Regions from separate parts of the Homo sapiens genome. Here all the other regions are linked to region 3. The links are chromatin contacts, found by Hi-C in ENCODE. All regions are on one chromosome and are shown on one strand. Each heading gives the region's core, a stretch centred on a gene start or an enhancer-like site at or near the end of the contact. The rest is flanking DNA. Distances are from core to core; before and after follow the strand shown.

The links. A loop is a pair of places that touch in the nucleus more often than their neighbours do. Pooled maps may share reads with other maps.
Region 1: a map of PC-9 shows a loop between it and region 3 (3-fold over the local background). The contact joins the enhancer-like site here to the promoter of NBEA in region 3. A Hi-C loop is called at or near these places in 3 of 168 maps with a recorded cell type or tissue (Calu3, PC-9 and endothelial cell of umbilical vein), 6 of 37 single-sample maps with no recorded cell type and 16 of 50 pooled maps.
Region 2: a loop to region 3 is called in a map of PC-9, with 3 times the contacts of the local background. The contact joins the promoter of LINC02343 here to the promoter of NBEA in region 3. A Hi-C loop is called at or near these places in 2 of 168 maps with a recorded cell type or tissue (PC-9 and heart right ventricle) and 4 of 50 pooled maps.

The regions. Positions count from the first base shown.
Region 1 is chr13:34,155,120-34,159,172 of GRCh38, forward strand. No RefSeq gene overlaps it. Among named protein-coding and RNA genes, the nearest start is that of LINC02343, 190 kb to the right of the region's middle. RefSeq lists an enhancer at 1,434-2,633 and a silencer at 2,142-2,201. Within about 2 kb of position 2,037, at least 13 of the 41 ENCODE cell types and tissues checked have a DNase peak (open chromatin) inside an H3K27ac peak, as active enhancers do; they include PC-9 and endothelial cell of umbilical vein, where a contact is called at or near this core.
Region 2 is chr13:34,345,660-34,349,507 of GRCh38, forward strand. LINC02343 (long intergenic non-protein coding RNA 2343) reads left to right here and starts at 2,384. Exons shown (of 4, transcript NR_146542.1): 1 at 2,384-2,465.
Region 3 is chr13:34,940,838-34,944,669 of GRCh38, forward strand. NBEA (neurobeachin) reads left to right here and starts at 1,433. Exons shown (of 59, transcript NM_001385012.1): 1 at 1,433-2,277. The coding sequence starts at 1,984. It overlaps LOC124903231 (a long non-coding RNA gene), which reads right to left and starts at 1,353. Exons shown (of 2, transcript XR_007063908.1): 1 at 1,303-1,353; 2 at 484-865. RefSeq lists an enhancer at 1,015-1,124 and silencers at 1,295-1,364, 1,805-1,924, 2,984-3,073.

The DNA of each region.
Region 1 (4,053 bases), core at 787-3,286, 790 kb before region 3:
CAGTAGGGGCTGCATCCTCTTACTTGCACATTTGGAAATTTATTTTCTGCTGTCTTGTAGCATGTCCTGAATTAACTTGACATAACATTAAATTTTGTATTTTTATTTAACTTCTCAAGAATTTATGTTGTTTCTAAAACTAGAACAGGGAAGCAATGTGGTATAAAGGAAAACACTCAAATTTGGACTCAAAGGCTTAGTTCTAATTGGGATTTTGCCATTTTTACTTAAGTTTTCTGAACTTCAGTTTCTATAGCTGTAAAATGAAGAAGAAACTGGCCCTGTTACATTGCAAGCTACTCACATTCTTACATTTTAATTTGCGTTTATTTTAATAACTTAATTTTTTAATATGGGATTAAAGATGTTTACCTGCATGAATACATTTCAACAGAACCAGAAGAATTGACTATGATTTTTTAACCCATTAAGATAGCATAAATCACAACACATGATTTATTTATTTGAAAGATTAAATAAGATAATGAATGTGAAATGGCTGGCTCACAGCAGACTGCAATAGATGGTACCTATTATTATTAGCTTGGGACCAACTACCTGGAAGCAAGAGACTGTGTCTTCAAAAATTTGTTTCTTACCCCACAGAGCTTAGTCCTGTGACTCACACACAATCAGGAGAAGGACAATTAATATTTGGGTCTTTGCCTTGCTGATATGCCAGGTAGAGAAATGTTTACACATTAGGAAAAAAAAAAAAAAAACCTTGCGATATAGAGAGTATTTTTCACAATATCTGGAGAGAAATTTCATCTGATTTGGAATTATAGGTTGAAGGACTAGACACGACCAGGATACGTCCTGAGACTGAGGGACAAATCCTTATTCTAGCCACACGCAAACAGCGGATTTTGAAAGCTGCCTCCAGCAATATAAAAGAACCTCAGAGCTGTGACTCAGCACAGGGTTATAACACTCTGATTTATCTTTCTCTAATCTCTTCCTCAAGGTCTGAAAGAATCTACTGTGCAATTTAGCAGAAAAAGTAGACAACCTCCGCCCGGCTCTTGTGCTCCGGTAATCCTCTCTCGAACCTGTGAGCAATTTCCAAAATCCGGTCTCTTTCTTCTAGCTCTGGTGTAAATGTCTTAGAAAGACTTGTAAACCAGAACAAGAATTCAAATAACCTGCCAGGTCAGTGTGCTTGCATAGACTTTTGAAGTTTAGAAAGATGTATGTATGACCAGAACCCCAAAGAGCTAAGCAAGATGACTGGAGGTTGCTGTTTCCAAACACCATGTCTGCACGCAGGGAAAATGTAAGCAGGTTTAATTGTCAGGATCTCAGTACTCTGATCCCGCCTACAGTCCATCCTCTCCCAGGAACTCAGAACTCTAAGCTCTTTCTCCAAGAACTGCTGGGAGGGGACCCTGGATTTTCCTTGGGGAAAATCCAGTGTTGCCAGGCTGATGACAGATTGCTGTTTGGTATTATTAACAGATATCAGTTGAGGTTGGCAAAACCTCTCTCCTTCCTTCTGCCCCCTTGCCTGTCGATATTTATTGATTCTCCATAGCGTTTAGAGCTGAATTTAACTCCCCATTTTTTCTCTTCTCAGCCTCTCCCTGTTAACAGGTTCATCCTCTAATTCTGAGTTGAAAAATGGATCCCCTTCCCTTCCAAAGCAGGGAAACTTGACTACAGGCGATCACATTTTTTTTTTTAAATGTGTTAAGAATCACAGCAGTTGTCCACTGTTGACAAAATGCTCAAAGGACAGAGGTGTGAGGGCTTGTGAGAAAATCCACAAATTCATCATGAAGTCCGTCATGGCAGTTAACTTGAAAACCAGGGATGACAATGTGGGTGACACCTCCTTCTTAGAGTGTCCCATCGCAGAGAACAGGGGTGGCTTGATCTGTACGGCATCCAGCATTGTGGGGCCTATGGTAAGCATTCCGAGAAATAGGGGGAGCATGTAGCATCACAGGCAAGAGGCGAGATGAATGAACTTTCTGTTCATTTGAGAGTGCAGACAGAGGTAGGAGGAAGTAGGTGGAAATGAATCAGTGAAATAAACCGGCATCTGCTCGCACACGGAGCATGCCGTTTCCTGACATGACTCACTGCCCAGCTCCTCCTGCCGCCTCTGACTCACCGTGCAGAGAGGCTGGTTTCTAAGGAGACCACTGAGGGCTGGGCAGTAGCCACCTGTGTAGACACTGTGCTCACATGGCCGTGGAGCCTGTTATCTAGAAAGCCTCATTTCTTTAAATGTCATTAGAGAGAGAGAGAAAAAATATTTCTTAAGGTTATTCTTGAGGTTATTTACAGACACACATCTGCTAGGAAGGAATGAAGTTCTTTGTTTGTCCAAAATAAGCAATTGATCCATGTTTTGGCCAACAGAGCTGTGCTAAATGCTGGGCACATTTGGAATGACTGGGGGATAGGGGAAGGATGCAGGAATGAAGAAGAGAAAAATGGAATTGATATTTCAAAATAAAATGCAAGTAAATCTATGACATATACTTACATAATAGTGGCTCACATGTTTAGTACTCACTGTATGATGGACATTGCCAATAAAAGATCAGTAAGCCCAGTTCCTCCCCTCTCAGAGCTAGTAGGTCCCAGGACGGTGGAGACAGCGAGCTTCTCAGAGAGCAGCTTTTCTGCAACTCATGGAGGGTGGAGAGAGAAGTTAATGTACCCAAAGTGAGAGACACAGATGGCACCTACAGGAGCCTTTCCATTCTCAGGCCACCCAGAATCTCAATTAGTCCCACACAATGGTGTAGAAGCTCTCATCTAACTTGGTTCATTGAATGAGTTTGAAAATAATGGTAATACTGTTTGTCAGTAAAGAGATGCTGGCAAAATACTCCAAAAGTTTCTGCTCTTAAAGAGTTAACTACTTCCCCTGAATACCTATTTGTATTTTTTAATAGCTTCAAAATACCTTATCACAGGCAATGGAAAAACAACAACAACAACAACAACGTCAACCTAGCCAGTGTCAAAACTATCGTAAGTTCCCAACTAATGAATTTTAAATTTTCATGAGCTTCTATTAGGTATTTTGTACCCTTAGTTTTTTTACGCCACCAACACTTTTCATCAAAAGGGCATGAAAACATTGTGTGTTTTTAAAGGGTAAGAAAATTCTGAGGTCTTATTTTCCTTTTAACCTTATGTTCAATAAGCTCACATCCTTGCAAAGGAAGTACATAATTCTACCATAAAAATCAGCCTTTCATGGATTCAGAGTTTTTAAGAAAGTCTAAAGTAAATTTATCTGAAAATAAATCTTCCTGAGAAAAAATACATTTTTTTCCTGGAGTCGTTTTTAAAAATATGACTTGATATTATAGCTGTATGAAGGAGTATCTGAAGTACTGACTTCTTATATCATTCCTTTACATTTTCCTCAGAGTTTTGAAATTGCTCCCTATTGAACGAGCCTATTCTCTGTGCAGAGGAAGCTTTTTACACCTTCTATAGGCGTGGAAGGCAGCAAGAATAGATCTCTGGATTGGATTGTTTCTGTTTCTCCCTCCTTCTCTCTCTCCCTTCCTTCCTTCATTCCTCCCTTCTTTTTTTCTTCTTGCCATTAATAAGCGTTTTTTGAACCCCAGAGTTGACCACATATTTGCTCTTCTACCTTTACTTTGGGTTTCTTTGGAAGATACATACAAAGATGGTATCTCAAGGTCCCTGGAAGAGTCAAGGCAGAGAAGATCCTCTATACATGAAAAGGAGGCAAAGAAGACATGGAGAAAGATGATGTCCTATTCTTAGTTACAAGTTTCACCAAATTAGTAGTGAGAGGATCATACATTTACAAGACCTGAAGATGGTAGATGCTCTTGGGAATATAGCAGGGTGGGCAGGAAAGAGGCAAGTGGAGACTCAAGTGCATCTCTTCAACACACTTAGACTTTAAAACTCCATTTCAGCTGGCAAAGTTTGGCAGTAGATATAGTTTTGTGAGAAGTAAAAAGACCAGATTGGAGCCATGAAAAGGAATAAAATTATTGGAGTTTCCCAGAGCCAGATCTAGGCTTTAAGTGGGAAGGAGATAATTCTTCACAT
Region 2 (3,848 bases), core at 1,134-3,633, 590 kb before region 3:
CTGGCAGAGGGTAGGCAGAGGTGAATGTCGTTGGCCATTCTCATGAAGATCCAGGAAGAAAGGAAAAACTAGAGAAACGCTGCTGCAACATTCTAAAAGCTAATGGCTCTTCAGAATACCTGCATACTGCATGAGACCTCCCAGACTTTCCCTGGATGACGGTCATTTGGTCATCCATCTGGGTGTGTCAGATGAATTTTTCAGGATGATTCTAGTGCATCTGAAATCGTAGGTCTTCATATGCTTGACACAGGCTGATCATTTGTCTTCCTGCAAGAAGTTAAATTTATCATTTTTAATTGACAAGAAAACTCTGAATTCAGTCAAAGCCAAATGTGAGAAGGACTGAGAGTCATTGAAAATGCTACTAGGAAAGGTCTGTTTCCCAAAAGGGCATTTTGCCCTTAAGGAAGCACAAATGAGGTAGGCGTATTTGGGAATGTTTGTTTCTTTACACAAATGCACATTTTTTCTCATATCACCTGTGCATCATGTGAAGTGACATTTCCTCTGGTAATTACGCATTTTCTTTCAGCAGCAGAGGAAATTTTCATGTGAAAGGCACATAACTGTCAACCCATGAAGTAGTGCTTTTTAGGAAACTTAATCCCGGATGCCCAGAGCCTGAATTTTGTTCCTGAGGGTCATATGAAGGTCAACAAGAACATATCTTTTTCTTTAGATAAGAATGCATATCTCAAGCATAGGAGTCCATAAAAAACTAACATGAAATCTTAAAAGTTCCAAACCACAAATATCCCAACACTTAAACCTAGGGCATCAAACTAACCAGTAGCAAAAGGAAATAAGGTTGAAAACAGCCCCAGGAGGCCATTCATCCACAGCTGCACGATGATGCTCTGCAAGTCATGGCAACAACAGGGCAAGAAGGGATGGAGATAATTTTCATATTTGAGATATAGGATTGAATATACACATGTGAATAAAGACAAAGATGTAGGATTGGATACAGTAAGATGCAGTGGAGTTTAAGCAAAGAAAATGCATTCAGAAACCTTTTTTTTTAACTAGAGAAAAAATTATTCGTATTAAAGTGTTAACCTGGGTTAAGTCTTTTTCCAGAGAGCTAACTATGCCAATCTTCTTACTTATAATCACACCAATCTGCTGCAATAAAATCTCCAGAATGCCTGCTTGTGTATTGTTCAGTTGAGAGGAATGTGTTATGCACGCTTTAGTACTGAAGCTGTTTAAAGCTGTAAATAGTTTTATGCTCATATTATCACTTTTAAGAAGAAGAAGAAAAAGATCAAGTAGGCTCTTATCACCTCTCTGTGGTGATCCTCTCCCAAAGTTTTGTACACGCAACTCTTCTCTGAAGTCACAGAACTTGATCCCACGTTCCTCCTTTTCAGCAAAATGACCTGTGACCATAAATGATATCAGGAATCTAACAAAAGAGATACAAAAATGACAGCCATGACATGTCCTCTAGACTCTCCCTGGCCAGTGATGGTCACTGTCTAGGCTCTGATTCAGAGCCTGGGTGCATGGAAGGAAATCACACAATTCCAGGATCTCACAATTTTCTCAAAGACTTTCCAGTCCACAGGGCCAGTGTCAGGGTAGACAGAGGCAAAGATATGCATCCTCCATGAGCATGTATACCCTCTCATTGTAAATTATGGCCAAGTGAGAGTCATTCAGGGAGACACAGGGGAAAGGGACTCTACATCCTTGCTCCTGTAGACCAACATGAGCTCTCTGAGGAGCAGGGGATGGGAGCTGCTGTGTTATTTTACAGGTTAAGTCACATGTCACGTGTCCTTGCTCTGTCCCCTGTTAACAGCAAAGATCCTGTCAAATGCATTCAGTAAGGGATTAGTAAACTAGAGCTGACACACATAGTTCTGGACCCAGAGGGTCTTTGATAGAACCCTGTAGTTCATTCATCTACCTTTAGGAAGAGCTGTGGGGATATGACCTGCGTTGTTTTCTTAAAATAAGGAAATAGGGACATGTGGGAGGAGGGAGAGGAGCAGAAAAGATAACGATTGGGTACTGGGCTTAATACCCAGGTGATGAAATAATCCGTATGACAAACCCCCATGATGTGTTTATCTATGTAATAAATTTTCACGTGTACCCCCAAACCTAAAATAAAAGTTAAAAAGTATACAAATAAGGGAAGTATCTTCAGGATGTGTCTGTGGCTTTTAATCCATGTGCTTTCTGTTTTGTAAGAACTAATTGTGCTGAAGTCCAGCTCTGTGACACTGAAGGTCACCAGTTCCCTTGCTGGCTTCGACTGAATGATTCCCCTGTGAAGTCCCTTGTTTACTGTATTTGTAATTAGCCACCAAGAACTTGAGTAACCGGTTTCCGAGGAGAACATATATCCTGAATCAGTTCCTGGACATTTGTTTGAGGTCTTGTAAGGGAAACTGAAGGGAATTGTGTATTGAACAGGATGGCTTAGACCTGCTCAACTTCTGAGAATTGAGGTAAGTGCCTGACGTCAGCATGATTTCTGTTTAGCAGAAGTGGGAGTTTTAATGAAACCGATCTTTGAGCTAACGAATTTAAATGACTGAACTAAGGTGTCACTTTCAAAAGTATATATTTGAATCCATATGTTTTTTGTGGCTGTGCACATCACTGCTAGAAATTTGCGTTTAACTCGGGTAATATTTGCAGACTGACAGGGGGCAGATGGGAGCCAGCTGCTAAGTGAGAGAATCCACCTGCTTGCCAGTTGGAGTGTGATAGGAAGCAAACGGCCCTGATAGAGACTCTATTTCTAGGCACACTGACAGAGCATTCAGCGAAGTGTCACCACACTTTGCTTCATCTAGATCATCAGGGCAAACCTGAAACTCTATCAGGAGAGGGACCAGACTCTTCCAAGAAGATGGAGGGAACCAGGGACACAGAGCATCCTCCCTACTCAGGTCCCTATTGCTATGGTAAAGGAGGAGAAGAAAGACAGATGAGGTGAGGAGGCTATTCCAGAAACTGCGTGTGAAATGGGTGGTAAGACATTGCCTTGAGGCATTGCTGAAACAATCAGACTTTCGAGTCTAGTCTGAAGGACATAAGACCAGGGAGACCTTGATATGCAGAGATGCTACCCAAGCTTGGAACCCTTCCAGAGAGAGCCCCCCAAACTTTGTAGAATGTACCTAGCAAGTCAAAGCCTCCTTTGTGCCAAATATCTGTGTTCCTGCTCTCTACTTCTCTACTTTCTACTCCACAGCAAAATGTCCAAGAAAATTCGATCTTCCTCTTTGCTCTCCAACCCTATTCCTAGCCTTCAGTTTTGTTTTGTTTTTTTTTGTTTGTTTGTTTGTTTCTGTTTATCAAAGGAGTGGAATGCATCAGGCAAGAAAGTACCTACCTGCTACACCTTATACATTTTCTTCCTGCTTAGCTCAAACCTGTGAGTGCTGTAGCCAGTGAGGTACATTTCATTAAATGGATGAACCTAGACTTGGGGTATGTGGCAATCAACACACAATACTGAAAAATCTGAGTATGGAACAATCACCTGAGAAAACAGGGTAGGACGGCTTAACCCTTGTGTTCATGCTTGCTCACCCAGGACTTCAAACATCCCTGTGCCTCACTGGGCAAGCCCATGGCCAGGGCAAAGGATATGGAGAGGTGCCCCAATGGGAATGTATACCCTAGAGTGTTGTGAATGCTGGGTGCTGAGGCACCTCAAGGACTGTTTTATCCTAAGCCAGAAGAGGCTCTTTCCTGGAATGCCCAGTAAAGTTCTTCCTTGAGTTTGGTCAAAAACCATGCATTCCAAGCAAGCTGCACTCTGAAAGTCAAGTGTGGTTTTATTGCACTTACTGATTTCCAGTGTGACTCATTTGTCTCAG
Region 3 (3,832 bases), core at 183-2,682:
AGCATTTTATAATTCAATTGCCATTTAATTTAAATGGACATGCTAGTTACCACTGCTTTCAGAAGTGTTTGCTTAACTACTTTAACAATTCAATCACTTTGGTGCAAGTTTAAACAAACAGACATGCAACCAAGAATTCATCCTAAGTACTGGTTTTGAGGAACTTTTTTATAACCTGTGGTACTTAGAATTTTACCGTGTTCCCATATCCTGGGAGTTAACTTGACTGGCAGGTCCAATTAAATATGAATAATAACAAAACTGATTATGGTGGATTTGTATATTGACCTTTTTCATTTGAGAGGACAATTAAAACGATCTGAATATACCTCAAGATACCTAATATTTCTGGTGACTTGCAATAATCTTTATTGAAAAGGGAAGACCTCATGAAATATTAAAGAAAATTATATCATTCCTTTCAAGGAACAGTCATGCCTATTTAGTTTTAATTCAATACTAACAGCAAGATTACTGTGTACATTTTAATTTTTAAAAATTAAAGGTTTATTTTTTGTCTCGTATCTGTGCAGACATAGATATGTACTTTTCTCACAGACAAGGCTGGCAGTGAGAATCACCCATGTTTTTAGATAATTTCGAAAGTCCTCTGAATTGTACGTGCCTGTGAAAAAAGGAAACATTAATAATTGGCATCATACCTGAGGATTGTCAGGATTTTGAAAGTGTGGGATTTGTCGTTCCCACCAAACTACCCCACAGTGTCACACACTGCAGTCTTTTTAGGCTGGGAGGCGAGTTCAAGAGCTGTTTGTTGTTCCGAGCTTGATCCAGAGAGGATCACTGTTTGACAAGTTCTATTTTAAGTCGTGCCTGAGTGTGCAGGTGTCAGCCTCTTTCATGGCTGTAGAAAAAGCACCATTACACTCCGTCTGTATTCTTCCCCCGACAATGCAGGATCGCCCCCCCGCCCCCCCGCGCGTTTGTTTCTGCTTTGCCAGCCACTTTTTCTTTGGGAAATTCTAGGGAGGGCAGGCGGACAGGACTGCGAGGAAGGGCGAGGAGGGGCAGAAAGAGGTCGTCTGCCACTCCCCTACCTTACAAGGCACGTGGCACTGGCAGTAGCAGCAGCTGGATGCAACAACTGAGATGAGGAACCTCCTCCCAGCAAGAGGATATTGAGAGAAGGAGGAGGTGGCAGCGAAGGCAAGACATGCACACTGTGTCCTTCCCCAAAGGGAGAATCCGCCCTCAAGGGAAAAACCACAAGGAAGCCACTACCCGCCCCGCCTCTGCCAGCTTGCCCCAGTGTCTGGCAGCAGTCCCCATGCACCTGCTCACCTGTCTATCCGTTCGGGGTGGTTGGGGGAGGGACGAGGGGTGTCGGGGTGGGTGGGTGGGAAGAGAAGGAGGGCAGGGCAAAAGAGGGGGTGCACCGAGGGCTCCGCCCCCCCGGAGGCTGTGCGCAGGCGCAGTGGCTGCTACCGCAGGCAGGGGGCGGCAACATGGCGGAGTGAGCGGCGGCGTCGGGGCTTCACAACAACAGTGGTGGCCGTAGCAGCGGCGGCAGCAGCGTCAATAGCATCGGCCACAGCCTGAGCTTCAGCACCGGCCAGCGTCGTGGCCAGCTGCTCGCGTCCTCGGGCTTCTCGGAGCGGCTGCAGCATCTCCGCGGGGGGCGGGCCGGGCCGGACAGACCGGGAGAGGGAGAGAGCAGAGGCAGCGGCGGCGGCAGCGGCAGCGGCAGCGGCACACCTGCTGGGCGGGCACAGCCGCTTGCCCGGCAGCGGTTAGCGGTACCGCCACCGCCGAGAATAAGCCTGCGGATCCCCCGCCGCCTCCGCGGGGGAGAGCGCCGGAGCGGGCCGGGCTGAGGCGCAGGCGGGGAGCGGGCCCGGCGCCGCGGCGCTGGTGGATGCTGGGGCTCCGAGGCGACGGCCGGGGGGCGGGGGCCGAGGCAGGTATAACGGTACCGGCGGCGGCAGCGCCGCTGCTCTTCCCTTCTCCTCAGGAGGGGGGCCAATGGCTAGCGAGAAGCCGGGCCCGGGCCCGGGGCTCGAGCCTCAGCCCGTGGGGCTCATTGCCGTCGGGGCCGCTGGCGGAGGCGGCGGGGGCAGCGGTGGTGGCGGCACCGGGGGCAGCGGGATGGGGGAGCTAAGGGGGGCGTCCGGCTCCGGCTCGGTGATGCTCCCCGCGGGGATGATTAACCCTTCGGTGCCGATCCGCAACATCCGGATGAAATTCGCAGTGTTGATTGGACTCATACAGGTCGGAGAGGTCAGCAACAGGGACATCGTGGAGACGGTGCTCAACCTGGTAAGGAAAAGGCGTGCTCTCAATCTGCTTCCCCAGTCCCCACATACACCGTCCCCAGCGCCTTTCCCTCCCACCCTTCACCCCCAGGGTCACACGCGCCGCGCGTCCCTGGGAGCGCAGAGCGTTCAGCCGGTATTGCCCAGCGGGTGACCTGCCTGCGCGCTGCTAGAGCCACGCCACCTCCCTCCTCTCCTCTTTCTGGTCCTCTCCTGCCACCTGAGCGCAGTGCCCAACTTAACACCGCTTCTTCTCACTTTTTAGGACCGCGAGTAACCCAGTACCCGCGGTGAAGGTTTTGGGTCGACTTTAGAGTTTAGTTAGGAGGTGAGGAGGCCTCCTGTTCTCTGGGGTTCTTTTTCTCACACTTAATTGTCCTTGGTGTCGCTCTCCGAGGATGACAGCCTTGCCCCTGGAGCCTAAATTCCCCCGTGCTGCTGAAATGTGAGAAGCGCATTAGCTTCCAACTTGAGCAGCTGGGGTGTGATGTTTTCGAAGGAGACAGAAAATGATGCAGTTTTGCATCTGTCTTTAAATATTCCAAGGCCATGATGGAGAGTGTTGTGTCTGTATCCATCCCCCTCCATCTCAGAAGCAGCCGTCCCTTCTTTGTAATATTGCCCTGAATATACTGATCTCTTAGTCATTTTTTGTGCACACAAGGTGTGTGAGGACACCAAATCACACAGGTTGATTTCTGTGGTTACTTTCAGTAGTGTGGCATGTGGGTAAAGACTAAAGGAAAGGTTTTAAACGCAGCCCTAGGTTTTGGTTCCTTTCATGGTAAGAAAGAGTTACTGCAGAAGTGTGTATGACTTAATGTTTTGCGCTATCTACAGAGAGGCTCAGAAGCGTTTAAGATGTCAGGGAAAGAAATGGAAAGAAGGAGAGGAGAATCATACATTGAGGATAATTAACAGTAGTTCATATTTAGTGCTTTGTAAATGGAGGTTTTGTTTTGTTTTGTTTTGTTTTTAAATGCAGCCAAGCTTTTTAAACAGTTTTCTCTGCAATAGATCTAGTCTTTGACATACTGTAAGGTTGGGCTTTGGGAGGCAAGACATAAATCGAGAGCAATCAGTTGAGTATTGTATTTGGTGTGGGGTCACAGGAATATAACAATATGCTTACAGGGGTACTTTGTAACACCCATGCAGTCATTTTTCAGCTAAGCAATTATTTTTACTTACTCTATTGGAAAACTGAGAGAAAGCTGCAGCTACATCAGTGGTGTCCTGAGACATGCATTAGATAATGTCTACGGTTTATGAACCTCGTAAATGCACAGAAAAGTTGAAGCTGTTTTTTTCCTTTTGCTAGTGTGTCAGGTCAAAGGAGATTATCTGTCTTTGTTATATTCATTGCTGTTTAAAACAAAACACCTCTTTTTACTTTTTTGTACCTTTCAAATAAATCATCATGAAAAGTCAGTGTAAGTTTGAGGGAATGTCACTAAGTTGATATAACCAAGTTCTTTTCAGAACACTACTAGAAATACAGTTTTCTTGAGTTTTAATTTTAACTAGCTGCAAATAAGAGGTCAGTACTTGCCATTTCT